Regions from separate parts of the Homo sapiens genome. Here region 1 is linked to region 2. Evidence: read pairs that join two places in POLR2A ChIA-PET (ENCODE). Cell type or tissue: PC-9. All regions are shown on one strand. Each heading gives the region's core, and the rest is flanking DNA. Links, peaks and the distances in the headings are about the cores only. Region 1 holds the start of LOC101927053 (a long non-coding RNA gene). Region 2 overlaps CNNM4 (cyclin and CBS domain divalent metal cation transport mediator 4).

Region 1 (15,521 bases), core at 3,045-11,044, 140 kb after region 2:
AAAGTCTGGCCACAGGTATTCATTTGGGAGCTGCTAGCATGTGCCTGGAGCTGAGGCCTCGGGTGCAGATGAGATGGTGTCTCAGGCTGGCTTCCCCAGAAAGTAGGCTCTGAAATGGATATTAGCAAGCAGGGAATTTACGTAGGGAGAGAGGATGCAGGGAATTTATGCGGGGAGAGACAAAGGAAACCAGGCTGCCACGCAGCCAGTGAAGGCCTCAGCTGACCCCACAAGGACTCCGGAGCCAGCAGGGTCCTTCGGAGACATCCTCAACTAAGGCAACGGGGAAGATCTTTGTGTCTCAGCACTGGGCTGCTGCCAAGGAAGGGGCCCAGCCCTGGTAAGGTGACCACCTTTGGCAGAGGTGACTCCTCTGCCACCCCCAGCAGTGGAAAGAGTGCCCCAGTCCTGGATCGGGGCAAGTGGGGGGCACCTAGCACCCCCGACTTCATGGGCCTGTGTCACAGTAAGGGCTAGGGTGGAATCCTGAGGCCCACCAAGACTCGAGGGCTGGTGGGGGAGGGGTATCCCTGAGGGCAGCTGAGGAAGCCAGGAGGGCCCTGGGAAGCCCAGGGAAGGAAGTGCTGGTTGCTCATCAGGAAGAGCCCGAGAGGTCCCTGGTGACGGAGCAGCTTGGCTGGAGTGCCTGGTGCCCCAAGAGGTGTCTCCTCAGCTCCTGGCCCTTTAGGTCCTTCAGACATCCCACCTGAGAGGGAGCCGCGTCCTCTCCAGCCATGTCCCCCTCCTGGCGATCATGGCCTGACCGCCGCCCACCTTCACGCTGCTGTCTGCCTCCCAGCTCCAGCCCAGGCTCCGGATGCGACCTTCATCTTGCCTCTTGTTCCTTCCTCCAGGTTTGGTGCCCTTCTGAAATCTCCAGGTTGACTGGGCCTTGACTGCCTCCTTCCAGACCTTCTGGCCTCACCCGCCCACAGTGAGAGCTCTCTGTGACACTCTGAGCTCCGAAGAATCCAACCTGCCCGAGGGTGGGCAGGATTCAGCCATGAGTGAAAGAGAACTGGGGGAGGAAGCTTGGAGCTGCGGCAGGAGCTCGAGGGAGATGTGGGTGGAGACAGAACGGCTGTTTTAAGGTAGGAGACGCAGGAACGCATTTATTTGCTGCAGAGAAAGCTAGTGAACAAAAAGCAAACGGTACAAGAATAAGGGATGACTGCAGAAGGTTTTGGGAGAGGCAGGACTGCCAGGATCCAGAATTAAGGGTGCAGTGGGCAGCAGGGAGGTGAGAACTGAGAGCACTGCGTTTGTCTAGTGGGGGTGGCTGTTCGCTGGGAGTGCAGAGGCTTCAGCAGCAGGAAGCATGGAGTCTGCTAAGGTCCCCAGGAGGCTGGCCAGGAACTCGCTGTGGCTCCGGGCAGCCTGAAGGGGTCAAGAGCCAAGGTGGGGACAAGGGACATGCATGTGGCATCACTGTTTGGCCGTGCAGTTTCAAGTCTGAGAACAGGCAGGCAGGGAGTCCACAGTGGAGAAGGGGTCCAGGAGCTGACCCAGGGCCGGGCAGTGGTAAGGGGAGAAGGAAAGGTGGGGCCCTCTGGCCCCACAGTGAGGAAGTGAACAAAATGGGAGGGAAACGAGGGTTTCGAGGGAAGCCACGGTGCATCTGCGCCTGTCCCAGCTCTTATCCCCAGTGCGCAAGGACCTGACGAGCGTGAGGCTGCTCTCTCCCTAGCCTGTCTGCACTTCCGCTCCATCAGTCAGTTCCTCCTTGGTGGCCACACAGAACCTGCTTGGCTGGCTGCTCCAGACATAAGAACACTGAGAGGATCCTGGGGTGCTCCAGAATTCACAGGAAGATGGAGAACCTGGCCAAGGGGTGTGGAGCAGCAGGGTCCCTGGCCAGAAAAGCCTGTGAGGACTGCCGTCCCTGAGTCCTTTCCTCAGGAGCATCCAAGTGGTTAGGCCTGGGTCTCGCTCCCAGAGGTGGAACAAAGGAGTGCCTGACTCCCGGCTTCTGTGCAGAGGAGGGTGCGAGGAAGACGCCTCCTCAACACAGGAAGGAAGCCCACACCCCCCGCAAACCTCAATGTATTTCCATCACAGGAAGAGATCAGAAGAGAGCCAAACATTGTTGGCTTTTACTTATTTGCCAAATATTTACTCAGCACCCGTGATATTCTAGTCCACGCTCTGTTCTGGGTGCTGAGGATGCAGACATGGGGGAGATGGACGGGGCCCTCCCGCCCAGGGAGCTCATACTCATGGGGAGGGCTGGTCATAGTTCACTTCTGGTCCTGGTAGTCCGTGGAGAAAAATGAAGGAAAGGGAGGTTGTGCAGAGCCCTGAGGTGGCAGCTCATTTGGAAAAAAGGATCAGGTGAAACCTCTCTGAGGCAGTGACATGTGAGCAGAGACCACCATGATGAGAAGGGGGGAGTCTCCTACCAACGTGCGGGCATGAGGGAGGGTGGGCATCAAGACACAAGTGCCCAGTGCACCGCAGGGACAGGGAGAAGAAGAGCAGAGGGCAGGGCCACACCGCAAAGGGGCCTTAGCGGCCACCTTAAAGACTCCAGGCTTCCTTCCAAGATGATGCAAAGTCTTGGAAGATTCTGGAGCAGGGAAGTGACTCAATTGCTTATGACAGTTCTTTTATGGTTCAGTGTTTTAGGTGTCATCATAATGTTGTAATTATGTTTTAAAATACCCACCAAGGGCTGGGCACTGTGGCTCATGCCTGTGATCTCAGCACTTTGGGAAGCCAAGGTGGGAGGATCACTTGAGCCCAGGGGTCTAAGACCAGGCTGGGGAACACAGGGAGATCCTGTCTCTACAAAAACTTAAAGAAGTTAGCTAGGTGGGATGGTGCATGCCTGTAGTCCCAGCTACTCGGGAGGCTGAGGCAGGAGGATCACTTAAGCCCAGGAGGTCGAAGCTGCAGTGAGCCTGGATGGCACCACTGCACTCCTGCCTCGGCGAAAGAGATTCTGTCAACAACAAACAAACCACCAAGACCTTATCTTTTTAGAGACACGTACTGAATAAAATAAGTCTAATCATTTGCTCTGATTCACAATGATGTGGGGCAGGGGTGGGGGGCAATGGGTGAGGGAAGGAGGAGTCTCCACGGCTGTGTTTGCTGAGATGGAAAATGGGTACATGGAGTCCATTTTACTAGCCTCTCAACGTTTGTATATGTCTTGAAATTATCTATAACCAAATTTTTTTTTTTTTTTGAGACGAAGTCTCACTCTGCCTCCTAGGTTGGAGTGCAATGGCACAATCTCGGCTCACTGCAACCTCTGCCTCCCGGGTTCAAATGATTCTCCTGTCTCAGCCTCCTGAATAGCTGGGATTACAGGTGCATGCCACCATGCCCAGCTAATTTTTTTTTTTTTCTATTTTTAGTAGAGACGGGGTTTCACCATGTTGGCCAGGCTGGTCTTGAACTCCTGACCTCAAGTTATCCACCCACCTCGGCCTCCCAAAGTGCTGGGATTACAGGTGTGAGCCACCGCACCCAGCCAACAAAACTTTAAAAACTTATTAAATAGAAGTGATTCTGGCTAATTGGTGAGAACTGGCTGTGGGGGTAAGAGCAGGAGCTTGGAGGCCGACAGGGTCTTTAGAAAGGGGAAATAAGAGGATGGGCACGGTGGCTCACGCCTATAATCCCAGCACTTTGGGAGGGCGAGGCGGGCAGATCACAAGGTCAGGAGTTCAAGACCAGCCTGCCCAACATGGAGAAACCTCGTCTCTACTAAAAATACAAAAATTAGCTGGGTGTGGTGGCACGCACCTGTAGTCCCAGCCACTTGGGAGGCTGAGGCAGGAGAATCGCTTAAACACGGGAGGCGGAGGTTGCAGTGAGCTGAGACTGTGCCATTGCACTCCAGCCTGGGCGACAGAGTGGGAAAAAAAAAAAAAGAAAAAGAAAAAAAGAAAGGGGGAAATAAGCCCTAGGCAACCAAAAACACTCCTATTAACCTCACACCCAAAGATGGCCTTTCTTTTCCCCTAAACAGAATTGGCATCACACTTTACATATGGCTTCAAAGCCTTTTTTCCACTCAGCGTATTTCATTAACTTTCCCATTTTCCTGTGACATCATTTTTAGGTACCATATAATACTCCGTAGCACGGGCAGAACTGAATCGATGGTGGGGCACTGAGGCAATTTCCAGTTCTTCACTATCATGACATTGCTATGCCAAACATCCTTGTCAATGAATCTTTGCCATCTAGTTCCCCAGAAAACGATCTAGCTTTTTGAAGGGTGTGCACATTTTAAAGTCATTTGCTTGATTTTGCCAAACTGGCCTCCAGAGGGACTACTGACCGCATCTCATGAGCAGGGAAGCATATGCCTGTTTCCTCACATCCTGCCAACACTGGGCAGCACTGTCCTTTCGGATTGATTCTGGTCTGCCAGGCAAGGAACTCTACGTCATTGTCAGGGCTGGTTTCGTGAGCCGTTTTACGCAGGCTTTGTCCATTCCTCCATCTGACCAGGCAGCCTGCGGGAGCTGGCTTCATCTGACCTTCTGCTTTGAAGCAGCGCACACAGGATGTTTAATGAATAGCCGCAGGCAGTGAAGGAAGAGGATCCCCAGAGCCTGGGACATCAGCTTTCAGTAGAGTGCAAGCAGTTGCAGGAGCCCTGAACAGAAGTGGGGATGGCATGCTGCTCTTCCCAAAGCTGCCTGAGCTGCCCCAATGGCGCCACCTCCCAAGGTGGATGTTCCTCCAAGAACCTCCTCTTCCCCTTGGCTCTGTTTCAGGTGGTCTGCCTTAGTATTCACTTTCATTTTTCATGGTTAGGCCCAGCTCTTCCTTACATTTGCAGTGCATCCCATGAAGTCTTGAACGCTGAGGCAGGGGCTGCGGGTGTACTGCATGAGTGTCAGCAGGAGTTCTCGCTTTGTGCTTAACCAGTCAGTCGAGCAGACAAAGAGTGTGACAGCCCTTCGTACACCAATCTGCCCTTCTTCCTGGGGTCAGTCTGGGCACAGAGCCCAGTGGGGCAGCCACCAGTGAAGGCAGCCAGTAAGCTCTGTGGCCGCCGCGGGAAGCACAGTGGAGCAGCAGCTCACTGAAGACCCACAGTGAGTACAACGCGGCAGGAAAAAAGAATTAGGAGCCCTTTACAACCCAATCAGGGATGACGGCCAGAACACACCCTGAAGAGCAAAGAAGGTGCGGAAACGGCGGGTACGTGCACACGCAGACAGAGGCTGGCGGCCAGCCAGGTGGCTCTGGCTCAGGGGAAGAAGCGCATTTTCAACATCAAATTTGAAAGGAGTACTTTCAAAAAGGTACTCCTTGGTACCTTACGAATTTTGTTTTATTTGAATGCTTTTATCTATTTAGAAAAATAAAATCAATAACACTGATCCCGATAAGGCACCCTCCTTCCTAGTAAAGCTCTTGGCACAAAGCATCACCCTGCTGACGTGGCTGCCTGAAAGGCAGGCGCAAGATGCTCTGTTTCATTCATTTCCTGGCATTTAAAGGGCAATTGCCATGGGCCCTGGAGCTACCCACAGATTCCACAAAAGACACTGATTCATGAAATCACAGTTTAACATGGCTAGCAGATGAAGGAGTGAAGTCATAAACTTAGGATATGGAGAAGGTAGCTTCAAATCTGTCTTGAAAGGATGAATTATTAAGACCAAAAAGCTGAGGCATGGTGGCTCACACCCGTGATCCCAGCAGTTTGGGAGGCTGAAGTGGGAAGATCACTTCAGCCCAGGGATTTGAGATCGGCCTGCACAACATAGGGAGACCTTGTCTCTACTAAAAATTTAAAAATTAGATGGGTGTGTTGGCATCTGTCTGTAGTCCTAGCTACTAAGGAGGTTGAGGCAGGAGGATTACTTGATCCCAAGAGGTCGAGGCTGCAGTGAGCCATGATGGTACCACTGCACTCCAGCCTGGGTGACAGAGTGAGACCCTCTCTCAAAAAACAAAACAAAAGGCAGAAAAATTGACGTTGGGTCCCCACTGGCTGTTTGGGGATGGAAAAAATCAAGTTAGATCCTTCTCTCATACCAAGGACAAACAGATTTGAGTTGGGATTAAGAGCTGATGGACACAAAGTAAAGCCAGTCCTGAAAGAGAAGAAAGCACACTATCTTTATGGTCTTGGTGGGGAAACCCTTCGTCTTCCACATGGAAAGATTACATTACACAAAAATCCCAATCAATTCTCTGCATTATCCATAAAACTGTCCTGTAAATCTAAATCTATTCTAAAATAAAAAAAAAAAGGACTGAAAAAGTAAAAAAAAAAAGAAAAAAAATTCCAGTTCACTGAAAGGTACCATACATAAAGATTTAAAAAGGACAATCTATATAACCTTTGGAGAAAACATACTGTAACATAATAAGCAACATGAAGATCAACAGAGTTGATAAGAAGATAAATTAACTGATAGGAAAGTGGGTAAGAAATACCAAAAGGTAATTTACAGTAAGAGAAACACAAAAGGCCAATAAATACATGAAAAGATACTCAGTTTCACTGGCAATCAGGGAAATGAAAATTAGAACCACAGGATGATGTTTTCCACTCACCAGATTGACTAAAACTCAAAAACAAAACTGGGAATATGTAGTATTAATGAGAATGCAGAAAAATATGCACTTTCATACCTATTTGGTGGTGTTACTAATAGGTCCAGCTTTACATACTTTAGGGTTGCAATTTCACATCAAGGAATTTATCTCATAGAAATATCTGCACAGACACTAAACAGTCACTGGAAGAATGTCCAGTATTAGTAAGGGAGGACACCACCCCTCATGTTATCTTATGCCCAATTTCTGCCTCAAAGAAAAAGTAGGAGTTAAAGAAAAGAAAGAAATGAAATCAGTAGTCAGACAGCCCAGTGCTGCGTTCCAGGCCTGGTAGTTACAGACTGACCCCTGACTTAACCGGTTTATGTTATCTATAGATTCCAGACATTACACGGGACAGCACTGTGAAAAACCCTGTCCTGTTCTGTTCCATTCTGATTACCAGTGCATGCAGCCCCCAGTCACGTACCCACGGCTTGCTCAATCGATCACGACCCTCTCACGCGGGCTCTCTTAGAGTTGTAAGCCCTTAAAAGCGACAGGAATTGCTGACTCAAGCAGCTCGGTTTTTGGAGACGTGAGCCCGTCAATGCTCCCAGCTGAATAAAGCCCTTTCCTTCCACAACTTGGTGTCTGAGGGGTTCTGGACTGTGGTCGCCCTGCTACATTAGGAGACTACAGTGGCACACACACTAGGGAAATACTATGCAGCTGTGAAAAGAGTGAGGTTTATTGTGTGTATGTGTGAGAAAAACAACCACAAACACCATGCCCTGGATGGAGCAAATGAGAAACTGGCTGGACGAGGTGGATGAGGGGGCCTAGGGACCAGCCTAAGAATTTGCACCTGGCCCTGCAGGCAATGGGGAGCATGGTAAGGCAGAGACGTGATCATCACAGGAACCCCCAGGCATCTACAGAGCAGGCAGACTTTGGAGAAGAGGAAGAAATGCCTCTGCCACCCTCCAGGTGAGCCGGTGAGATGAAAGGAGGTGACTGATTTACGTGAGCCAGACATGGTCCTGGCTGTCACGGAGTTGGATTTAGGATACAGAAGGCAGAAAGGACAGGATTTAGGGACGAAAGGGGTAACAGGTGGGGATGGCAGAAACCTCTAGGACTGTAATTTCCAGCTGGCAAAGCAGAGTGGATGGGCGGTCTGGGGAGAACAGGGAATCAGGAGGCAGGGTCGGCCTCTCCATCCCATGAAGAAATACCAGGCTGCTGGGCTGCAGGCAGCCTCCCTCACTGAGGCCCCTGGAGTCCTCTGACAGAGCTTCCAGAAGTCCCATTCTTTCAGAGAGAGGATGAAACCTGCCCTCTCCCAACTGTGCACAGGCTGCCTCTCTGCCAGCCAGATTCCCAGGAAAGACAGAAAGAGATGGGACTGCCTGCTCAGCACTGAAGCGGAGCCCAGGACAACTGAAGGTAACTTAGTCAACAAGCAGAGCCTCTACCAGGCTGGGCCCTGGGGTGTGAGGCGATTCAAACTCCAAGCCGGCTCCCAGAGACCACCCTTGGAACAGTGCAGGGGAAGGGAAGGGGTCCCAGTGGAGGGTAACACAGAGGTGTCTGCCAAAGTTGAGGGGTAGGAAAGGAGTCATTCTAGGCAGGAGGAGCTGCAAAGGGACAGGCCCAGAAAGAGAAGGGAAGAGGGAGAGAGAAGAGCAAGGCGAGTGGATGGGAGTGGTCTGCTCCGGAAAGGGCAGGCAATCCTGTAAGACCGTAGCCAAAAGTGGGAGAAGGAAAGTGGAGAGAGAAGCCGGGCCAGATTCAGCCAATGGGCCTTATCTCCTCCTGGGCTGAGTTTGTTTACCCACTTCATTCATTCGAAAAGAATTTACAGGCCAGGCGTGGTGGCTCATGCCTGTAATCTCAGCACTTTGGGAGACCGAGGCAGGCACATCACGAGGTCAGGAGATTGAGACCATCCTGGCTAACACGGTGAAACCCTGTCTCCACTAAAAATATAAAAATTAGCTAAGTGTGGTGGCGGGCGCCTGTAGTCCCAGCTACTCGGGAGGCTGAGGCAGGAGTATGGCGTGAACCCAGAAGGTGGAGCTTGCAGCGAGCCGAGATCGCACCACTGCACTCCAGCCTGGGTGACAGAGCAAGACTCTGTCTCAAGAAGAAGAAAAAAAAAATTTACAGAGCGCCGAACAGCACGCTAGGCACTGTTCTAGATCTGGGACAATATGGCAGTGACCCTGACAAGGTAGCTGTTCTGGTAGAGGTAACTTCGAGGAAAGCCACAGCCATAAACAAGGAAACAAAGAGTAACATAATTTCTGGCATGGGTAAATGCTAGGCAGAAAAGAAAACAGAAGGATGAATCGAGAGTGTGCGAGTGGGAGTCGGGTGATCAGGGGACAGAATTCAGCTGAGGTCTGAATGACGAGGAGGAGCTGAAGACTGGGGAGGGAGCCCCAAAGAAAGGAGAGTGGGGGCCCTGCAGGCAGGAGCTAATTGCACAAGGCAATTGTTTTGCTAATAAGACCATGTTAAGAAAATTAAGCTTTTTTTCATTTGTAAAGAACTCATTAGTGAGTTATATTTTTAGTTCTCCCTCCTGGGGATTAGAAATTGGGCAGGGGAGGTTTGTTGGGGCTGATGGGGAGGACTCTGGATCCCTACAAGACCCCGAAGAGATGCGTGTGAGAGGGAGGAGGCAGCGGGGGAGCAGCACGCACCTGCTCCGGGAGGTCATGTCTGGGAAGAACTGCACGAGGGCCAGCAGGTTGTGGTGGTGGTCAGACACCCAGCTCAGGGTGCAGCACAGTTCCTGGAGCTGCAGGAGAACGGCACCCCATGGGCTACAGGAGGACACCGCCTTCCCCTTGCTCTCGCCACCCAGCCCGCACAGGGGAGTAAGTGGGCAGTCACGGAGATCAGGGACATTCCGATGACCTCCAGGCAGTGCCATCCCCACCCAGGGCACTCTAGGGGCCACCTTGGTCCCTAGTGATGAAGCTGTATGAGGACCAGGCTCTGGGCGTCTAGTACCTTCCCTGGCCACTCCCGGATGTTCTCCAGGAGCAAGAGGAGAAGCTGCTGGAGGTCAACTTTGGGCAGCAGGCGGAGCCCCACGTCCAGGCTGGTGCGGCACAGCAGCTCAATCAGTCCCATGAGGTTCTCATCAGTGTAGGCCCCCGGCTGGGCCTGGGCACACAGCGCCAGAAACTGGAGAGAGAAAAGAGGGCAGGGGTGGCCAGGGCATGGGGGAACGGGAGAGTACTTCGAGGACCAGTTCCCTGGGAGACACTTAGGCAGAAGGGATGGTACTGTGAGCCCCGCGGCCATGTTGGGTAGGAGCTCAGGAAACAGTGAGGCCCCTGCAGGGTCCTGGGTGGCAGGCACAGGTGTGGAGAGTGTGCTTGTCAGAGGCGTTTGAACCAGAGCAACTCCATCTTGAATAGGGGCTGGGTAAAACAAGGCTGAGACCTACTGGGCTGCATTCCCAGGAGGTTAGGTATTCTTACAGGATGAGATAGGAGGTTGGCACGATACAGCTCACAAAGACCCCGCTGATAAAACAGGTTGCAGTAAAGAGGCTGGCCAGATACCACCAAAACCAAGATGATGACCAGAGTGATCTCTGGTCGGCCTCACTGCTTATTATATGCTAATAACAGTGAATTAGCATGCTAAAAGACACTCCCACCAGTACCATAACAGTTTACACATGCCGTGGCAATGTCAGGAAGTTACCCTATATGGTCTAAAAAGGGTAAGAACCCTCAGTTCTGGGAATTGCCCACCCCTTTCCCAGAAAACTCATAATCCACCTCTTACTTAGCACATAATCAAGAAATAACCATAAAAATACTACACCAGCAGCCCTTGGGGCTGCTCTGCCTATGAAGTAGCCATTCTTTATTCTTTTACTTTTTTTTGAGACAGAGTCTTGCTCTGTCACCCAGGCTGGAGTGCAGTGGCGCCATCTTGGCTCACTGCGACCTCCGCCTCCCGGGTTCCAGCAATTCTCCTGCCTCAGCTTCCCAAGTAGCTGGGATTACAGGCACGCGCCACCGCGCCCGACTAATTATTGTATGTTTAGTAGAGACGGGGTTTCACCATGTTGGCCAGGCTGATCTTGAACTCCTAACTGCAGGTGATTCACCCACGTTGGCCTCCCAAAGTGCTAAGATTACAGGCATGAGCCACCATACCTGGCCTATTCGTTTACTTTCTTAATAAACTTGCTTTCATTTTACTCTATGGATTTGCTTCCAATTCTTTTTATTTTTGAGATGGAGTTTCTCTCTTGTTGCCCAGGCTGGAGTGCAATGGTGCAATCTCAGCTCACTGCAACCTCCACTTCCCAGTTTCAAGCAATTCTCCTGCCTCAGCCTCCACGCCTGGCTAATTTTTGTAGTTTGTGTAGAGACGGGGTTTTGCCATGTTAGCCAGGCTGGTCTCGAACTCCTGACCTCAGGTGATCCACCCGCCTCAGCCTCCCAAAGTGCTGGCATTACAGGCATGAGCCACTGCATCCAGCCTTTTTGTTTTTTTGAGATGGAGTCTCGCTCTGTCGCCCAGGCTGGAGTGCAGTGGTGCCATCTCGGCTCACTACAACCTCTGCCTCTCAGGGTCAGGCAATTCTCCTGTCTCAGCCTCCTGAGCAGATGGGACTACAGGTGTCCGCCACCATGCCCGGCTGATTTTTTTTTGTATTTTTAGTACAGATGGGGTTTCACCATGTTGGTCAGGCTGGTCTGGAACTCCTGACCTCAAATGATCCACCTGCCTCAGCCTCCCAAAGCGCTGGGATTACAGGCATGAGCCACCATGCCTGGCCCCAATTCTTTCTTGTACAAGAACTCTCTCTTGGGGCCTAGATCAGGACCCGTGTCCGATAACACAGTTTCTGTAGCATCCGGCCCACAGCCAGCACAGTGCCTGCCATGGTGCTGAGCTCGCCGGAGATTCTCCGTGATGCTCCTGGAATTTAGCTGCTGAATGGGTCTGAACTGTAAGCCGAGAGTGCCCTGCATGAGGCAGGCGGCTTGACTCACCTTGTAGATGTGGCCCAGGCTGATGTCCAAGGCAATCTCTTGGGGAGCGTCCTGCTCCTCATTCTCATTCAGGCCAGCCTCGCCTGGAAGCACCCTGTGGTAAGACAACAACAGTGACGATGGGAAACCCAGGAGGGGGCACAGGGGCAGGAGTGAGGCGCAAAGTGGGACACTGCTGCCCTGAGGCTGCTCATCCGCTGGACACAGCAAATTCTTCCACACAGATGATCTCATGAGTTTCTGAGGGCCAAGAATCCAGGGCAGCTCTGTTGGGTGGTCCTGGCTCGGGGGTCTCTCGGATGTTGCCCTCAAGATGTTGGGTGGGGCTGCGGTCACCTGAGCCTACAGGCTGGAGGGCCTGCCTCCCGGCTCACTCACCTGGTCACTGATCCACAGGCCCCAGGGCCTCTCCACAGAGTTTCTCCACATGGCCGCTGGTTCTCCAAAGCCAGTGGTGAAAGAGAGAGGGAGAGAGAATATGCCCAAGACAGAGCCACAACCTTCCACAACCTAACCTCGAAAGTGACATCCCATCTCTTCTACTGGTCACACAGGGCCGACCTGACTTGGTGTAGGAGGAGGCTACAGAACTATGTGAACTCTAAGAATGGGGGACACATGGAGGGGGGCTCCTTGGGGACTGGCTCCCACATGCTACCGTTCAGGTGAGGCCTCGAGCTTTAGTTTTCCAGGACTTGGAAACCAGAAAATCACACTTCCAATCCCCCCAAAGTCCGTGAGTTCTCCCTGGGTCCGTTCGACAAGGGTGAGCCTGCATACACTGCAAAGTGCACCACGTGGTAGCTGACACGGGCTGGCTCACAAGCCAGCAAGTATGGGGGAAATCAGAACAAAACATCCCTGAAAACCCCCTCCAAAGGTGTCACCCTGAGCTGATGTGCTGTCTGCTGATAAGACCTGCATGGCCAGTTTCCCCGAGTGACGGACCCAATCTGGCTGAGCACCAGATGATGTTAGAGACCAGGGCTGGGGAAAGAAAAATCCCCCCCTTTAAAGATCAAGCCACACGCAGGGTGGTGAGATGCTTACGGTGAGGGGGACCTCGGTGGGGCTTTGTGGATGGCAGTCTCATCACCCTTTCCACAAGCCTCCCTCCCAGGCACGCGCTCACAGGACGAGAGCCTGGGCGGGATCACCTTCATCGTATGGCCGAATGTACATTGTTGATTTCAAGTATGTTAAGTGAGCTTATGATGAGGGTCCCCTCTGCTGTCTCACCCACTTCTCCACTCTTAAGAAACGGCTTAAGGTTCCTGCTAACAGTGGTAAGTGAAGATATTGATGACAACCACACTGCTGATGACAGCAGGCTCCAGGCAGCCCCCTGGCACAGGGGAGGAAGAGCACTGTCCTACAGCTCCTGTGAAGTCTCTGCTCTTCTCTGCTTGGCACTGGCGCTGGGCTCAGAGGGGAAGGAGGAGAGATCTGTCTCCGAGGTACCAGGAAGTTGGTGCCGACAAACCAAACTTGGTGGGGGAGTGGAAACTGTGGCTGGGCTCAGTCCTTCTTCCAGATTTCAGCATTTATTAGGGCCCTAACTGAATGGGTAAGGCTGGCATTTGCACATCTGGGCGCAGGCTGGGCCTGCGCCAGTACGTGAGGGGAAGCTCTGGTTCGTACCAGCCTTGAGCGTGCAACACGCGCAGCCATAGGTGGGTGTGCTTTCAGGTTTCTCAGCACGGGGCACTCAGAGTCGACTACAAACATCTGCAGAAGAGAGACGCTGCCAAGGGGAGAAGGAACATTGAAGGTGTGAGGTGGTTACATGTGTTTTTTGAGCTGCAGAGAGGAGTGTGGCTGTGGGGAGAGCCCTGTCCTCCTTGGAAAGAAATGTCAGCCTTCCCAAGTGAATGCCTGGCTGGTCAGAGTTCCAGAACTTTGTGAGCCCATGGACTAATGGGCAACATAATGGGGGTCCTCTAATCCTCGCTTTTCAGAGGAATCACTTGACTAAACTGCTGGCATCTGTGGCTGCTGTTCTGAGCTGCAGCATCAGCTGATCCCCGAAACTCCACCACTGCTGCCAGCAAGGGGCCACAGCCCGGGAATTCAACGGCCTATCTATTATCCCTGCTCCCCTCCTGGGCTTAGCAGGTTAGAGTGAGCTGATGGTCCCACCATTGGACTCTTATGAGCAAAGCAGCTTCACTGGTCCCACGCCTGGCTCCAGGGTCTGTGGCCAGCACCTAGGAACTGGGTTTCTGTCTCGGAGACACCGTTCAATACTCATTAACCTTACAAGGGGCATGTCACTGGCCTCTACCCAGGTCTCCGCATCTTCTTCCCCCAAAAGTTGAAAAAATAATAAAGTTACCATCTGCATGGCATTCTGACATTCTCAGAGGGAAGATGGCAGGTACAGTGTATGAGCACCACTACCACCTTAACCAAGAGCTGCCTCTTTAATCAATTGCCCCCTCACTTGATAGGACGCCCTGTCAATGTGTTAATTGTCATGTATTTACCCCTTTGGTCTCTGCACCAGGCTGCTCCTTTGAAAACCAAGTGGCTGGCGGGGCATGGTGGCTCATGCCTGTAATTCCAGCACTTTGGGAGGCTGAGGTGAGTGGATCACCTGAGGTCAGAAGTTCAAGACCAGCCTGGCCAACATGGTGAAACCCCATCTCTACTAAAAATACAAAAATTAGCAAGCATTGTAGTACGCACCTGTAATCCCAGGTACTCAGGAGGCTGAGGCAGGAGAATCGCTTTAACCCGGAGGCGGAGGTTGCAGTGAGCCGAGATGGCATCACTGCACTCCAGCCTGGGCAACAAGAGTGAAACTCTGTCTCAAAAAAAAAAGAAAAGAAAACCAAGTGGCCAAGGCTTCTGGCACCAGGAAACAGCTCCAGACTTTTGGTCTTCAGCGGCCAGGCCTGCGCATCAGAGCAGGGCTCTAACTTCAGCTGGGCTTGGTAGCAGGAACAGCCTTGGAGGACCATGCACAGCTACCTAAAGACCTCCTTTGTGCTCCTGGGGGAGATGGGGGCACCTGGCAAGTCCCATTCTGTGTTGCAGCGTGGGCATGAGCCCCTCTGAGGATGCTGATGAGCTCCCCCACCACCCGCTTCCCATTCATATCCACGCTCCATCCTTTCCTTGAAATGTCCTCCTGTTTCCCCTCCCCAGTCTCATCATTGAGCAGAGGGCCACTGTTTCCAACAAGTTGGATGCCAGGAGATCTGCATGGCCCAGCTGCGGAAGGACTGCATCTTTCTGAAAGGAAATCTGGAAGCGCTAGATGGGAGATGGTGATGGCTTTTAAGGAAATCCGAGATTAGGAAGAAATGTGGGAAGACTTGTCTTTCTCAGAGCAACTAAAGAGACAGCCCAGTTACGGTGGGGACATGCACAGATGTCTGAGGCCCTCATTTTGAGCCCTGGCCATTGTGAGGCACTGTGGGTAGCCCAGGAGAAGCCCCAGAGGTATCCGTTCCCCTGGATGGAGGCATCCCTGGAAGTCAGCAGAAAAAAGATGCCTGGGCGGAGCCAGCTCGCACAAGACAGCCTCTGAGTTGGTGAGGAGCCAGGACGAGAAGGAACACAGGGAGAAGATAGCCTGCCGTGGGGTTTCTCTTGTGGCCCATGCATCCATGAAGGATGCCATACCCTTGGGGAGGAGATGCTGGAACCTCCTTGATGCTTCCCGAATACTCCGGAGGGGTCACCCTCCAATCCATGACACAACGCAGCAGCCCAGGAAACCTACCCAGGCATTTTCGCCATCCTCCTACCCCGAGGAAGACATGGGGAGGGGCTCCAGGCAGGAAAGCCTCCCCAGCCCTGAGGGGCTTGACCGGTGGTCCCCAGCCTGCTCCCAGAGCCAGGAGCAGGGAAATCAGCCCTGCGGCTGTCAGCCAGGTCCTCGAGGGTAGTTCTGAATCCTCTGATGGGAAATGGTGTCAACGCCAGGCCAAGGTCTGGGGCCCAAAAGAGGTAGATGTTAAA
Region 2 (15,521 bases), core at 4,227-12,226:
GGACGGGAAGCACCGAGCAGATGTTTAACCTTGAAAATGGGTGAATACACAGGAGCACAACATCAGGGAATGGCCCTACAGGATCAGCAGGGGGCCCTTGGGAAGGGGAGGCCTGTCTCGTAAGTAAAAGTCTGGGAAGACATTTCAGCGGAATTTGCTAGGGCGGGTAGACATGGCGTTTTCCACTCTGGTACGTGTTGCCCTGGGAGAGCTTGGACAAGACCCGAAGGCTGAGAGGTGAGCCTCACCGTCCTTCGCAGCAGCTTTGGGGGTGTGGCTCAGGCCTCCCGGGCTGCTTCCCCTCCTTTTCTAGACGGACTTGGCGGTGCGGATCCCTGGGTGCCTTCTCTCTGCACCCCTCCCACATGAACCTGGTTGACTGAACAGCAAGGACATCTTTGAGGGGAAGGAAGCCTGGCCCCTCTGAAGGAGTCGCTACTACAGGCCTCCAGTCTCCTTGAGGGCAGGGGCCAGCATGGTTGTCCTGCACTGAGCGCTGGCTCCTGAAAGGCCGCGCAGCCATGGAGAGTGTGTATGGAAAGGCAGCCTGGGCCAGGCCTCTGTCGCTGCCTTGGTGACTGATTTTCGCAGAGCCTCCTGGTTCCTTCTCCCCAGCCCGTGGGGGATGGACAGGCTGTCTCAAAGCCTTCCTGTGGTCTTAGGGATTCTTGGAACTCCTTAGCAGAACTGACTCTGAGATGTGTGAAGGTGCTAGAATTTCCAGAGGTACCCGGCTGGCCCTCGGCTGAGGGGGTGGGAAGCAGCTGTCTGGCCGGTAGCTGCCATTTGCTCCAACCTGCTGCACTACAGCTCTCAGCCCCTGTGTCTGCTGCCACGCCTGCCCTGCGCCTCGCTTACCCCTCTCCTCTCACCAGAATGTACTGTCGTGGAGAGGGTCAGAAGCTCCATAAAGGGCCCCTGGCTTATGTCGTAGGCTAGAGCCTGGACTCCTTACTTCTGTGCTTATTCCACTGTTAGATGATTTTCTTTTTTTTTTTTTTTATTTTGTTATTAGTGTTTATTATTTTTCCGTAGCCATAAAAGAGATACATCTCATTGCTGGAACTTGTCTCTATTAAAAACAAAACAAAACAAAAACCTTATAACAAACAGCATGGCTGGATGCAGTGGTTCACACCTATAATCCCAGTACTTTGGGAGGCCGAGGCGGGTGGATCACCTGAGGTCAGGAGTTCAAGACCAGCCTGGCCAACATGGTGAAACCCTGTCTCTACTTTTTAGACAAATACAAAAAATTTTAGCCGGTCGTGGTGGTGCATGCCTGTAATCCCAACTACTTGGGAGGCTGAGGCAGGAGAATTGCTTGAACCCGGTAGGTGGAGGTTACAGTGAGCCAAGATCGTGCCACTGCACTCCAGCCTGGGCGACAGAGCCACACTCCATCTCAAAAAAAAAAAAAAGAAAGAAAAAAGAAAGAAATCCTTGCTTTTTGGAACACAGTTTAGATGGGTTCTTCAGATTCCCTGCTGATAAGAAATTAAATCCTTATCCCCATCATCCTTTCGGAGTCTCTCAGAGAATCTGCACCAGGACAAGGGCTGGGCAGTGCTGTGCGCCTCTGCGGGAAGGTGAGCCCAGAGGCTGGGTGTACAGCTGCTAGTTTGTTTTGCTGGGGGTTAAACTTGGTGTTGCTGGAGCATTCCCCAGAGGTTACGATCAGAATTGCTTCCATGCTGCAGGGCTGATTTACTGTGAAGGGGTAGGGTTGTTGCAGGACTGGTTTCCCAGGCTCTCTGGAACGCCTGGTCTCTGGCCAGGAGGCAGCCTGGAGCCTCAGTGCAAGGAGGATCCCTCCCCTACCCCAGGTAGGGCCACTCCCACACATGTGCACACCCACACTCATACCCCACATAGGCACAGGCAGGCTTACTCCCACCTATGCTCACACACACACTCATACCCCCACAAAGGCACAGGCAGGCGCTTACACACCCCATGCGCGCACACACACTCATACCCCCACATAGGCACAGGCAGGCTCTACTCCCACCCGTGCGCACACACACTCATACCCCTCACATAGGCACAGGCAGGTGCTCACACACACGTGCGCACACACACTCATGCCCCCCACGTAGGCACAGGCAGGCGCTCACACACACATGCGCACACACACTCATACCCCCACATAGGCACAGGCAGGCTCGCTCTCACCCATGCACGCACACACACACTCATACCCCCCACAAAGGCACAGGCAGGCACTCACACACACATGCGTGCACACACATACACACTCATACCCCCACATAGGTACAGGCAGGCGCTCACTCACACATGCGCACACACACTCATACCCCCACATAGGCACAGGCAGGCGCTCACACACACATGCGTGCACACACACACACACACTCATACCCCCACATAGGCACAGGCAGGCGCTCACACACACATGCGTGCACACACACACACACACTCATACCCCCACATAGGCACAGGCAGGCGCTCACACACACATGCGCACACACACACACACTCATACCCGCACATAGGCACAGGCAGGCTCACTCCCACCCATGCTCACACACCCACACTCATACTCCCCACAAAGGCACAGGCAGGCTCGCTCTCACCCATGCACGCACACACACACTCATACCCCCCACAAAGGCACAGGCAGGTGCTCTCACACACTTGCACACACACACACTCCTACCTCCCAGATGCACAGGCAGGGCCACTCACACATGTTCACACCCACCTGCTAACCCCCCATGTGCACACACAGGCTCGCAAACGCCCACATTTATGCATACATGGACTGTCACCAGGAGTCCTGCCTTAAACCGAAACCTATTTCTCATGAAACTTTCCCAAGAGTTAGAAGTCAGTTTCAAAAATTAGTAAATGCTTGTACAGTGTGATTTATTTCATGAAATGCTCAAAATAGTGACTTTCTCTTCAGCTGCTAGTGATCTGGTCATCCACATTGAAGACTGTGTCCCCCTCAGACCTCATGGTGAGGACTAAGTGAGGTAAGGCGTGCAAGGTGCCGAGCCCTGTGCCCGGCACTGCGTAATCATGCTGTAAATATTAGTTATTTTTAAAATTATTATTGCTATTATCCAAAGGTGCCCCAGTTGACACTGATGCCAACCTGTGGCCACAGCAGTTCTCATACACTGTCTCCGTTGGCAGGCTGCCCTGCTGTTCAGGGTGGTGTCATTTTTGGAATTATAAATACACTGACACCTACCATGTACCCACAAAAATTTAAAATTAAATGAAATGGCAAGGCGCGGTGGCTCATGGCTGTAATCCCAGCACTTTGGGAGGTCGAGGTGGACAGACCACCTGAGGTCAGGAGTTTGAGACCAGCCTGGCCAACATGGTGAAATGCTGTCTCTACTAAAAGTACAAAAATTAGCTGGATGCGGTGGCGTGTGCCTGTAGTCCCACCTACTCAGGAGGCTAAGACTGGAGAATTGCTTGAACCCAGGAGGTGGAGGTTGCAGTGAGCCAAGATCATGCCACTGCACTCCAGCCTGGGTGACAGAGTAAGACTCCATCTAAAAAAAAAAAAAAAAAAGTTAATTAAATATAGAAAGCTTATTAAAAATAAATAAATAAATAAACTGAGCTCAAAAGAACCCTCTATATAATTATATGCTAATTCAGATGCCATCTTATCTGAACCCCAGTGTATATAGTCAGGGTAACAGAAGGCAGAGCTCAAGGGAGAAAAATGAAAGTGAAAGAGGAAATTCACCTCATTTACTTAGTTTTCCCCCCTTCCAAATTGGGGAGAGTTAAACCCACCGTCCTGACCGCCAGCGCATCCATGTTCCGACTGCAGGAGCGTCATGTGAGGGCTGCCCTGTGGGAGGGGGCAGGGGAAGGAAGGAGCACAGCTCTATTTGCCAGTCACGTGTTTTCATTTCAGCTTCACTGGTCCTCTGCTGCCTCCCAGGTGTCTCAGGGAGGGAGGGAAGAGGCCACCAGGTGAGTCTCTGTTCCCTTGGAGCCCCATCTTGCCTCCGCAACAAAGATCTTTGGTCACTTGGAGGCCAGGAGTTTGAGGTTACATGAGCTATGATTGCACCACTGCGCTTCAGCCTGGGTGGCAGAGCGAGACCCTGTGTTTAAAAATTTTTTTTAAATTAAAAAGTTAAAAAAAAAGAACGAACAGGGGAAATGCCTGTGCCTGTGTTAGTGGTTAACATTTATGAAATAATTATTTAATCCTCCAAGTGCTGTAGATGGGAAACTGAGGCTTAGAGAGGCCAACAGTCTTTCCCAGTCACATGACAGCTAAGTGGCAACCTCAGGCTGTGTGGCCCTAGCAGCCATGCTCTGAAGCACTATGCAGTGTCTCCTTGCAGTGAGATTGTAGCTGTTAAGAAAGAGAGCAGGCTGGGTGCAGTGGCTCACGCCTGTAATCCCAGCACTTTGAGAGGCCAGGGCGAGTGGATCACCTGAGGTTAGGAGTTCGAGACCAGCCTGACCAACATGGCAAAACCACATCTCTACTAAAAATACAAAAATTAGCTGGGTGTGATGTGTGCCTGTACTCCCAGCTACTTGGGAGGCTGAGGCAGGAGATTCGCTTGAACCCAGGAGGTGGAAGTTGCAGTGAGCAGAGATCATGCCACTGCACTCTAGCCTGGGAGACAGAGTGAGACTCCATCTCAAAAAAAAAAAAAAAAAAAAAAAAAAAAAAAAAAAAAAGCCAGAAGATTGGGAGATTCCAGTAAGTTCAGGCTAAAAAATGCTAAAAAATGTACTGTCAGTTTTAGATTTTTTTTAGGTAAACTTTTTGTTGATGCATAATATAGAGAAAAGTGCATAAATCATAAGGGTACAGCCTGATAGCTTTTCACAAAACAAACACCCCTAACTGCCACTGAGCTCCAGTAATAACACATTATCCACACCCTGGAAGCCCACCCCTGACCCCATGCACCCTCCCAGTCCCTGCCCTGCTCCCTCAGTCATTGTGGGTCAAAGTTTTTCTGTTTATAAACTTTTGTAAGTGAATCATATCATATATACACACTTTTGTGTCTGGCTTCTGCTGAATGTTAAGGGTCTGAGCTTCATCCATGCTGTGTGTAGCTGTCATTCATTCCTTTTGGTTGCTGTCATAATATTCCCTTATATAACCAGTAATATTGTTGATGGACATTGCATTGTTTGCAGTTTGGGACTATTACAAATGATGCTGCTAAGAACACTCTTGTGCATGTCTCTTGCTGAACGTATGAAGGCATTTCTGTTAGGAATATGCCCGGGAACGGAATTGCTAAGGCACAGGGATGGTAGAGATGAGAGTTTTACAAAGTGCTTGTATCAGTGTTCACTCCTATCCCTACCAACTCTGGTATTGTTAAGTATGTGTATGTGTGTTTAATGTTTGCCATTAAGGTGTGTGCATGGTTGTGTCTCACTGTGTTTTGTTTTTGTTTTGTTTTTGTTTTTGTTTTGTCTCTCTGTCATCCAGGCTGGAGTATAGTAGCATGATCACAGCTCACTGCAGCCCCCACCTCCCAGGCTCAAGCAGTCCTCCCACCTCAGCCTCCCAAGTAGCTGGGACCACAGGTGTGGGCCACCACGCCTGGCTAATTTTTAAATTTGTATAGAGAATGTGGTCTTGCATTGTTGTCCAGGCTGGTCTCGAACTCCTGGCCTCAAACCATCTTCCCTCCTCGGCCTCCTAAAGTGCTGGGATTACAGGCCAGAGCCACTGTGCCATTGTGGTTTTTTTTTTTTTTTTTTTGAGGTGGAGTCTCGCTCTGTTGCCCAGGCTGGAGTGCAGTGGCGTGATCTCAGCTCACCACAACCTCCACCTCCCGGGTTCAAGTGATTCCTCCGCCTCAGCCTCCCAAGTAGCTGGGACCACAGGCCGCACACCACCACGCCTGGCTAATTTTTTATATTTTAGTAGAGACGGGCTTTCACCGTGTTGATCAGGATGGTCTCGATCTCCTGACCTCATGATCCACCTGCCTCGGCCTCCGAAAGTGCTGGGATTACAGGCGTGAGCCACTGCACCCGGCCGCCATTGTGTTTTTTTTTAATTTACTTTTATTGATACATAATAGCTATTTTCACAGTACATGTGATAATTTGATAGATTCATGTAATCAAATCAGGGTAATTGGGATATTCATCACCTTGAATAGTTATGTGTTCTTTATGCTTGGAACATTTGAATTATTCTCTCCTAGTTATTTTGAAATGTAAAATTGACTAATGTTAACCATTATCACCTACTGATCTATGGAGCACCAGGTCTTATTTCTTCTAAGTGTATATTTGTACCCATTAATAAACCTCTTTTCATCCCCCTCATTGTGGTTTTGAGATGGAGTCTCGCTCTCTCGCCCAGCCTGGAGTGCGGTGATGCATCTCGGCTCACTGCAACCTCTGCCTCATGGGTTTAAGCAATTCTCCTGCCTTAGCCTCCTGAGTAGCTGGGATTACAGGCATGAGCCACCATACCAGGCTAATTTTTTTGTATTTTTAGTAGAGATGGGGTTTCACCATATTGGCCAGGCTGGTCTCCAACTCCTGACCTTGTGATCCCCTTGCCTTGGCCTCCCAAAGTGCTGGGATTACAGGCGTGAGCCACTGCGCCCCACCTCATTGTGGTTTTAATTTAGATTTCCCTAGTGAATTATGATATTGAGCACATTTTTATATGCTTATTGTCCATTTGACTATTCTTTTTATTTGTGTCTTAACTGTTTTCTTTTTTTTTTGTTTTTGAGACGGAGTCTCACTCTTGTTGCCCCGGCTGGAGTGTAATGGCGCAATCTCAGCTCACTGCAACCCCCGCCTCCTGGGTTCAGGCAATTCTCCTGCCTCAGCCTCCCGAGTAGCTGGGACTACAGGAGCGCGCCACCACACCCAGCTAATGTTTGTATTTTTAGTAGAAACAGGGTTTCACCACGTTGGCCAGGATGGTCTCAATCTCTTGATCTTGTGATCTGCCCGCCTCGGCCTCCCAAAGTGCTGGGATTACAGGCGTGAGCCACTGCGCCCGGCCTGTTGCCTGTTTTCTAGGAGGTTTGCCTTGCCTTTTTATTTCTTTTTTGAGATACAGTCTCTCTGTCACGTAGGCTGGATGCAGTGATGCAATCATGGCTCACTATAGCTTCAACTTCCCAGGCTCAAGCAATATATTCCACTTTACAACCTCCTGAGTAGCTGGGACCACAGCTGTGCGCCACCACACCTGGCTACTTTGAGACAGAGTCTTGCTTTATTGCTCAGTCTGGAGTGTAGTGGCACGATCTTGGCTCACTGCAACCTCCACCTCCTGGGTTCAAGTGATTCTCCTGCCTTAGCCTCCTGAGTAGCTAGGATTACAAGCGTGTGCCACCACACCCGGCTAATTTTTTATATTTTTGGTAGAGATGGGGTTTCACTGTGTTGGCCAGGCTGGTCTTGAACTCCTGACCTCAGGTGATTCACCTGCCTTGGCCTCCCAAAGTGCTGGGATTACAGGAGTGAGCCACCACGCCTGGCCAACTTTGTGTATTTTTTGTAGAGAGAGGGTTTTCCCTGTGTTGCCTTGGCTGGTCTTGAACTCTCTGCCTTTTTTTTTTTTCTGAAACAGGATCTTGCTTTGTCACCCAGGCTGGAGCACAGTAGTGCGATCTTGGCTCACTGAAGCCTCGACTTCCTGGGCTCAAGAAATCCTCCCACCTCAGCCCGCCAAGTAGCTGGGATCACAGGCACATGCTACCATGACTGGCTAATTTTTGTATATTTTGTAGAGGTGGGGTTTCACCATGTTGCCCAGGCTGGTCTTGAACTCTTGAACTCAAGTGATCTGCCCACCTTGCCCTCCCAAAGTGCTGGGATTACAGGTGTGAGCCACCGTGCCTTACCCTCTCTGCCTTTTTCTTAACCATGTTTAGGAGTTATTTATATATTATTTATTCTATATATTCTTTATATAGTTATGTATATCTGGACCCTTTAAAAATTTATTCCTAGGGGCCAGGTGCAGTGGCTCACGCCTGTAATCCCAGCACTTTTGGAGGCCGAGGCAGGCAGATCACAAGGTCAGGAGTTCAAGACCAGCCTGGCCAAGATGGTGAAACCTTGTCTCTACTAAAAATACAAAAAAATTAGCTGGGCATGGTGGCGGGCACCTGTAATCCCAGCTACTCCGGAGTCTGAGACAGAGAATTGCTTGAACCCGGGAGGTGGAGGTTGCAGTGAGTCGAGATGGCACCACTGCACTCCAGCCTGGGCGACAGAGCAAGACTCTGTCTCAAAAAAAAAAAAAAAATTATTTCTATGTATCTTTTTTTTGTAGCTATTGTAAGCAGGATTGCCTTAAAAATTTTTTTTTATATGAGGGTCTCACTATGTTGCCCAGGCTGGTCTTGAACTCCTGGGCTCAAGTAATCCTCCTGCCTCAGCCTCCTCAGTAGCTGGGACTATAGGTGCATGCCACTTGTCCCAGTTAATTTTTATGAACCCTTTATCAGACATATGTATTGCAAATACATTCTCCCACTCTGCGGATTTTAGCCTTTACATAGCTTTTTTATTTTAAGCATTTAATTGACAAAAACCATATATATTTGTGGTGTACAACAAGCTAATTAATATGTATGTGACCTTATCTACTGTCTAAGTCTGGTTTGTGAGACTGGGTGATTTATTTATTTTATTTATTTATTTTTTTGAGATGGAGTCTCGCTCTGTTGCCCAGGCTGGAGTGCAGTGGCGCGATTTTGGCTCACTGCAAGCTCTGCCTCCTGGCTTCACGCCATTCTCCTGCCTCAGCCTCTTGAGTAGATGGGACTATAGGCGCCTGCCACCATGCCCGGCTAATTTTTTGCATTTTTTCAGTAGAGACGGGGTTTCACCGTGTTAGCCAGGATGGTCTCGATCTCCTGAGCTCGTGATCCGCCCGCCTCGGCCTCCCAAAATGCTGGGATTACAGGCGTGAGCCACCGCGCCTGGCCAATATTCTTTCTTTAAAAGCTGTATGGAATCACTTGAACTCAGGAATTTGAGACTAGCCTGGGCAACATGGTGAAACCCTGTCTCTACCAAAAATACAAAAATTAGCTGGGCGTGGTGGCATGCACCTTTGATCCCAGCTACTTGGGAGGCTGAGGTGGGAGGGTTGTTTGAGCCTGGGAGGCAGAAGTTGCAGTGAGCTAAGATTGTGCCACTGCCCTCCAGCCTGGGTGACAGAGCAAGACCTCGTCTCAAAAAAAAAAAAAAAAAAAAAATCCATATGATACCCAGGACTTTGTATTGAGAAGATCCCTTTTCTCACTGGACTGTGGTGCACATGTGGGTCTCTCTGGACTCTTAGATTTAATTGATCTGTTTCTTTTTCTTTGCTCCAGTAACCATGTTGGCATAATTGCAGTAACTTTATAAGTTTTGATATCTGGTAATGTTAAGCCTTTTGTTCTTCAAGATTGTCTTAGCTATTCTTAGCTTTTTACCTGGGAATTTTATGGAATTGCACTGAATCTACAGATCAACTCAAAGACTTGACATTTTTTTTTTTTTTTTAGACGGAGTCTCACTTTGTCTCCAGGCCGGAGTGCAGTGGTGTGATCTCGGCTCACTGCAACCTCCGCCTCCTGGGTTCAAGCAATTCTCCTGCCTCAGCCTCCTGAGTAGCTGGGGCTACAGGCACGTGCCACCACACCCAGCTAATTTTTGTATTTTAGTAGAGACGGGGTTTCACCATGTTGGCTGGGATGGTCTCGATCTCTTGACCTTGTAATCTGCCCGTCTTGGCCTCCCAAAGTGCTGGGGTTACAGGCAGGAGCCACCGCGCCTGGCCAGACTTGACATTTTATAGTAGTGAATCTTCCAATCTGTGAACACGATGACCTTTTCATTTGTGTCCTCTTAGTTTCTTTCAAAAATATTTTTGTGTGGAAATCTTACACATCTTTTCTTGAGTATATTCCTAGTTATTTGGTGATCATAAATGAGGGCTCTAAAATTTGATTTTCCAAAGTTTGTTATAGGTTGTTCCATCTCCACCCCAGCTGGGGTGTACTGTAGTTTAGTTCTGGCGCCAGCTGCCTGGAGTTAGCATCACTGGATTCCACAGGTTTAAGGTTTCTGCCCTCCCCAAGACTGCCCACTTGCTCTCCCTTTTTTTTTTTTTTTTTCTTTTTTAGAGACGGGCTTCACCGTGTTGTCCAGGCTGGTCTCAAACTCCTGACTTCAAGTGATCCTCCCGCCTTGGCCTCCCAAATTGCTGGGATTACAGGCGTGAGCCACCATGTCCGGCCTCACTTGTGCACTGCTAACCAACAGACTCTGTGTATGGGGGTTCTCATGACCTCAGGTTCAGTAATTCATTAGAACAACTCACAGAACTCAGGACAGTGCTACACTTAGGATTACAGGTTTTTGTTTTGTTTGTTTTGTTTTTTTAAGAGACAGGTTTTTTTGTTTGTTTTTATTTGTTTGTTTGTTTGTTTTTTTGAGATGGAGTCTCCCTCTATTGCCCAGGCTGGAGTCCAGTGGCACGATCTTGGCTCGCTGCAACCTCTGCCTCCTGGGTTCAAGCAATTCTTCTGCCTCAGCCTCCCCAAGTAGCTGGGACTACAGGCGCGTACCACCACACCCAGCTAATTTTTTTTTTTTTGTATTTTTAGTAGAAATGAGGTTTCGCCATGTTGGCCAGGCTGATCTCGAACTCTTTTTTTTTTTTTTTTTTTTTTTTGAGATGGAGTCTCACTGTGTTGCCCAGGCTGGAATGCAGTGGCACAATCTCGGCTCACTGCAAGCTCCGCCTCCCGGGTTCACGCCATTCTCCTGCCTCAGCCTCCCGAGTAGCTGGGACTACAGGCACCCGCCACAATGCCCAGCTAATTTTTTGTGTTTTTTAGTAGAGACGGGGTTTCACTGTGTTAGCCAAGATGGTCTCGCTCTCCTGACCTCGTGATCCACCTGCCTCAGCCTCCCAAAGTGCTGGGATTACAGGCGTGAGCCACCGTGCCCGGCCTGATCTCGAACTCTTGACCTCAGGTGATCCACCTGCCTCAGCCTCCTGAAGTGCTGGGATTACAGACTTGAGCCACCATGCCCAGCCAAGAGACAGAGTCTTGTTCTGTTGCCCAGGCTAGAGCGCAGTGGCACAATCATAGCTCACTGCAGCCTCAAACTCCTGGGCTTAAGTGATCCTCTACCTTGGCCTCCCAAAATGCTGAGATCACAGGCTTGAGCCACCATGCCCGCACCTGATTATAGTTTTATTTTGAGGGATACACATAGGATGAGGCTTTGTCGGTCCTAGAGGAGCTTCATGCCCTCTGCCTGTGGTGTCAGGGCACTCTGTCTAGATATGTTAATGTATTCACCAACCAGGAAGCTCAGTGAGCTTTGGGGTCCAGAGTTTTTATCCAGACCTCATTACATGTTTGATTTAAGTCATTCACCACAGGATTGAACCCAATCTCTAGACCCCTCCCTTCCCTGGAGGAAGGACAATTCAAAGCCCAACTGGGTAATCACCTGCTTAGTCTTCACCATGTTGCCCAGGCTGTTCTGGAACTCCTGGGAAGGCTTTCAAAGTTGATCATTTTGTATGATTTTGGTAGGGTTTTTTGTAGATTTCCTTTACCAGATCAAGGAAATTCCCTTCTCCCCTTAGTTTGCTAAGAATTTTTATGATGAATAGGTGTTGAATTTTGCCAAATGCTCTTTTTGTATCTGTTGAGATGATTGAATAACCTATTTTCTTTATTCTGAAATACACTGATTGATTTTTTAATGCTAATCCCAAATTTATTGTATAACCGGAGTAGAACTAACTTAGTGTCATTATTCTATTTACACACCACTGTATTTGATTTGCCAATATCTTTATTTAGGATTTTGGCATCGGCCAGGCGTGGTGGCTCATGCCTGTAATCCCAGCACTTTGGGAGGCTGAGACGAATGGATTGCTTGAGCCCAGAAGACCCTGTCTTTACTGAAAATAAAAAAATTAGCTGAGTGTGGTGGCATGAGCCTGTAGTCCCAGCTACTTGGGAGGCTGAGGTGGGAGGATCATTTGAGCCTGACAGGCAGAGGTTGCCGTGAGCTGAGATTGCACCATTGCACTCTAGCCTGGGCGACAGAGTGAGACATTGTCTCAAAAAAAAAAAAAAAAGAATTTTGGCATTTATGCTCATGAGACAGATGAGACTATAATTGTTTTCCCGCTGTTAAACTGAAGAAAGATACCATATCATTTTTTTTTCTTTAATGGCAGGAAAAATAATTGTTTGATAGTGAGCAAGTAATATTCTTGTCCTCTTCCTCCCCTTCTGTTCCTACACCTAACAACCAGTATCAGCCTCTGGCATCACCTCAACTGTTGCTATAGTTTTCCTCTCTGTTTGACATCAATGATTCCTTGGAATGATTTTAGTAGTTTGTAAACATTTGGAAACAGTATATGATGACCAGGAACCAACTGGGGTTTACTAAGGGGAAAAAAAGCTAATTTTCATTTCTTTTGTGTATGTTGGGGAGGGTAGGATTACTAGGTTAGTGCAATGGAAAGCTAGTCCCAGAATAGATGTATTTCAGCAAAGTATTTAACAGAATTTCGGTTAAGTCTTTAGGATCAACATGGGACCTGTGGGCTCTTTAATAGTGGTCCACGCTGGGAATGGGGGCTCACACGTGTAATCCTACCACTTTGGGAGGTCAATGCGGGAGGATCTCTTGGGGTCAGGAGTTCAAGACCAGCCTGGTCAACATGTGAGACTCTGTCTCTATTTTAAAAATTATAAATAAAAAAAAATTAATGGTCTCACTTTTAGGTTGATTTGCCTGTGGATTATTAGCTGGTTGCCAAAAAGGTTCAAAGAATGGAGCCTCACAAGGCCATGAGTGAGCTGTGCCTCTCTGTAAGCAATTGAGCAAAGGTACAGCGGGGAAGGGGTTCCCTGCCACCTCTGGTAGGGGATGCTGGGGCAGGGGCGAGATGGCTGTGAGCCATGCTTCCAGCTCTGCAGTTCCAGGAGAAAATGCCAGAGGTGCTTCTGAGAATACGGACTGGGTGGAAAGGAAGAAGCAGTTTGCTGGAAGGGTCTGAACTCAGAAGGACGCTGATGGTGCTGGTAGGACTGCTGGGACCCCCTGCACCTCCTGGCCACGGAGAGATCCTGCTCCCAGGGACCAGCGTCTGGGTGGGACACAGTTCACTCCTCTCTCCACTTCATGTTCTTTTTCTTCAGCAGATGGCTCAAGTTCCTTGTTTTTCTCCTTGCTTTCTGACAGCCGTAGCTTCTGAAACCTGCCATTTTTGGTCTCCTGATGCCTGATTTCCTAATTGTCCTGACTGTGTCTTCTAGGAAGCATTAAGTCTGAACTGACTTATTAGGGAACTTCAGAAAGTTAAACACACAAAACCCTTTCTTTGACTCCTATCTTAAGGACATGGAGATACAGTTACATATATTTATACACAAGGATATTCATATGGCAAAAACGGGGAGAAGGCACAATTTAAGAGCCCAATGGGGACTGGGATTGTGTATGCATCTGTACAATGACATGTTATGAAGTCATTCTGTTTTTTATAAAACTTTTTAGTGACATGGGAAAATACAAAGAATGTAAAGAATTTAAAAAGCAGCGTACAAAACAATATATGTGATCCAATTTGTGGTGGAAATATTTTATCTATATATATCCATTTTAAAACACCAAAGAAAATACACAGTTAACAGTAGTTATCTTTGGAAGGCAGGATTATAAGTGATCTTAGTTTTCTTCCTTCCACTTTTGTTACCGATATCAGAAAAAAACTCTGTCTCTACGAAAATAAAATAAAATGAAATAAAATAAAATTAGCTGGGTGCAGTGGCTCATGCCTGTTGCCTCAGCTCCTCAGGAGGCTGAGGCGGGAGAATCACTTGAGCCCAGCAGGTCGAGGCTGCAGTGAGCTAGGATCGTGCCACTGCACTCTAGCCTGGGTGGCAGCAAGACCTTGTCTCAAAAAAAAAGAAAAAAAAAGTCCTTATCTTTTAGAGATACATATTGAAATACTAAATATTTTCAGGTAAAATGTATACATGTTTACAGATAAAACCTGGGCTTTGCTTCAAAATCAGTGAGTAGAGCAAGTGGGAGTAGCGAGGAAGAAAGGCTGGTCATGAGGAGCTGTTAATTGTTAGGTGAGGGTGTAATTAGATTATTATCTCTACTTTTGTAGATGCTTGATATTTTCCATAGTAAAAGCTTAAAAATCTAGAGACTACTAGCTAAATGGAAAATCAGAGGCATAAAGACCTGTCCCCAGGGTGAGGGGCCAGTCTTAGAGTCCCCATCATCAGTTTGTCAATAGCTTCACCCACTATGGGCTTGTATTAAAGGAAGAAGGCTATCTGTAGCAGAAGTCCCATTTCTGTATCCCAGCCTGATCACCCCTTGGGGTGTGACCCTGGGCATGACTTCTCTGGGCCTTAGCTTCCTCCTAGGAAGAGTGGGATTGACAGTAGATGTAGGGCAACTCTCTCCTGGGAACATGGTCACCCAGACAGGTTGGTGGCAGGGGGAGGTTGACCATGTCCTGTGCGAAGAGGCAACTGAGGCATAGCTATCTTTATGGGGCTATTTTTTCTTTTTGAGATAGAGTCTGGCTCTGTCACCCAGGCTGGAGTGCAGTGTTGCAGTCTTGGCTCACTGCAACCTCTGCCTCCCGGGTTCAAGCGATTCTCATGCCTCAGCCTCCTGAGCAGCTGAGATTATAGGTGGGCACCACCACGCCCAGCTAATTTGTGTGTTTTTAGTAGAGATAGGATTTCATCATGTTGGCCAGGCTGGTCTCAGACTTCTGACCTCAGATGATCCTCCTGCCTCAGCCTCCCAACGTGCTGGGATTACAGGCATGAGCCACTGTGCCCAGCATTTACGGGGTATTCTAAAGGGAGCTCTTCAAGCTTTTCATCTTGCCCCTATTTTAAAACCTTTTTTTTTCTTTTTAGTTTGTGCCTCCATTCAATCAAAAATTATGTACATGTGCTGTTATACTAGTACATGTATTATAGAATGAACACAGAAAAAATTTAAAGAAGTAAAACCGAAGTCCAGGTGCAGTGGCTCATACCTGTAATCTTAGCACTTTGGGAGGCTGAGGCAGGAGGATTCCTGTAGCCCCAGAGTTTGAGACCAACCTGGGCAACATGGCGAAACCCCATCTCTACAAAAAATACGAAAGTTGGCCAGGCATGATGGCCTGTAATCCAGGCTACTTGGGAGGCTGAGGTGGGAGGATCAGTGGAGTCCAGGAGGCCGAGGCTACAGTGAGCTGTGATCGTGTCACTCTGCACTCCAGCCTGGGCCACAGAATGAGACCTTTGTCTCAAAAAAGAAAACATAAAAAAATTAGCTGGGCGTGGTAGCATGTGCCGGTAGTCCCAGCTATTCTGGAGGCTGAGGTGGGAGGATTATTTGAGCCCAGGAACTCTAGGCTGCAGTGAGCTATGATTGTACCACTGTTGTCCAGCCTGGGCAACAGAGAGAGACCCTGTCTCTAAAAAAAGATAAAAATGCCAGGC

Evidence for each region. Peaks named below come from ENCODE experiments on the same cell type or tissue, not always from the same donor. Only the 100,000 strongest peaks of a DNase experiment are listed, where the experiment ranks them.
Region 1: POLR2A ChIA-PET joins it to region 2 with 29 read pairs; 2 of 35 experiments call an interaction of 5 or more read pairs at or near these places.

Annotation. Positions count from the first base shown.
Region 1 is chr2:96,911,938-96,927,458 of GRCh38, forward strand. It overlaps FAM178B (family with sequence similarity 178 member B), which reads right to left. Exons shown (of 17, transcript NM_001122646.3): 10 at 11,553-11,646; 11 at 9,541-9,717; 12 at 9,228-9,325. It overlaps LOC101927053 (a long non-coding RNA gene), which reads left to right and starts at 7,169. Exons shown (of 3, transcript NR_110209.1): 1 at 7,169-7,506; 2 at 7,838-7,965; 3 at 12,107-13,900. RefSeq lists enhancers at 1,299-1,986, 15,055-15,521. In PC-9, for the core only: no CTCF peak of the experiment used is centred there; no DNase peak of the experiment used is centred there.
Region 2 is chr2:96,770,307-96,785,827 of GRCh38, forward strand. All of the region lies in intron 1 of CNNM4 (cyclin and CBS domain divalent metal cation transport mediator 4), which reads left to right. Among named protein-coding and RNA genes, the nearest start is that of CNNM4, 17 kb to the left of the region's middle. RefSeq lists enhancers at 1-65, 2,890-3,019, 3,740-3,799. In PC-9, for the core only: no CTCF peak of the experiment used is centred there; no DNase peak of the experiment used is centred there.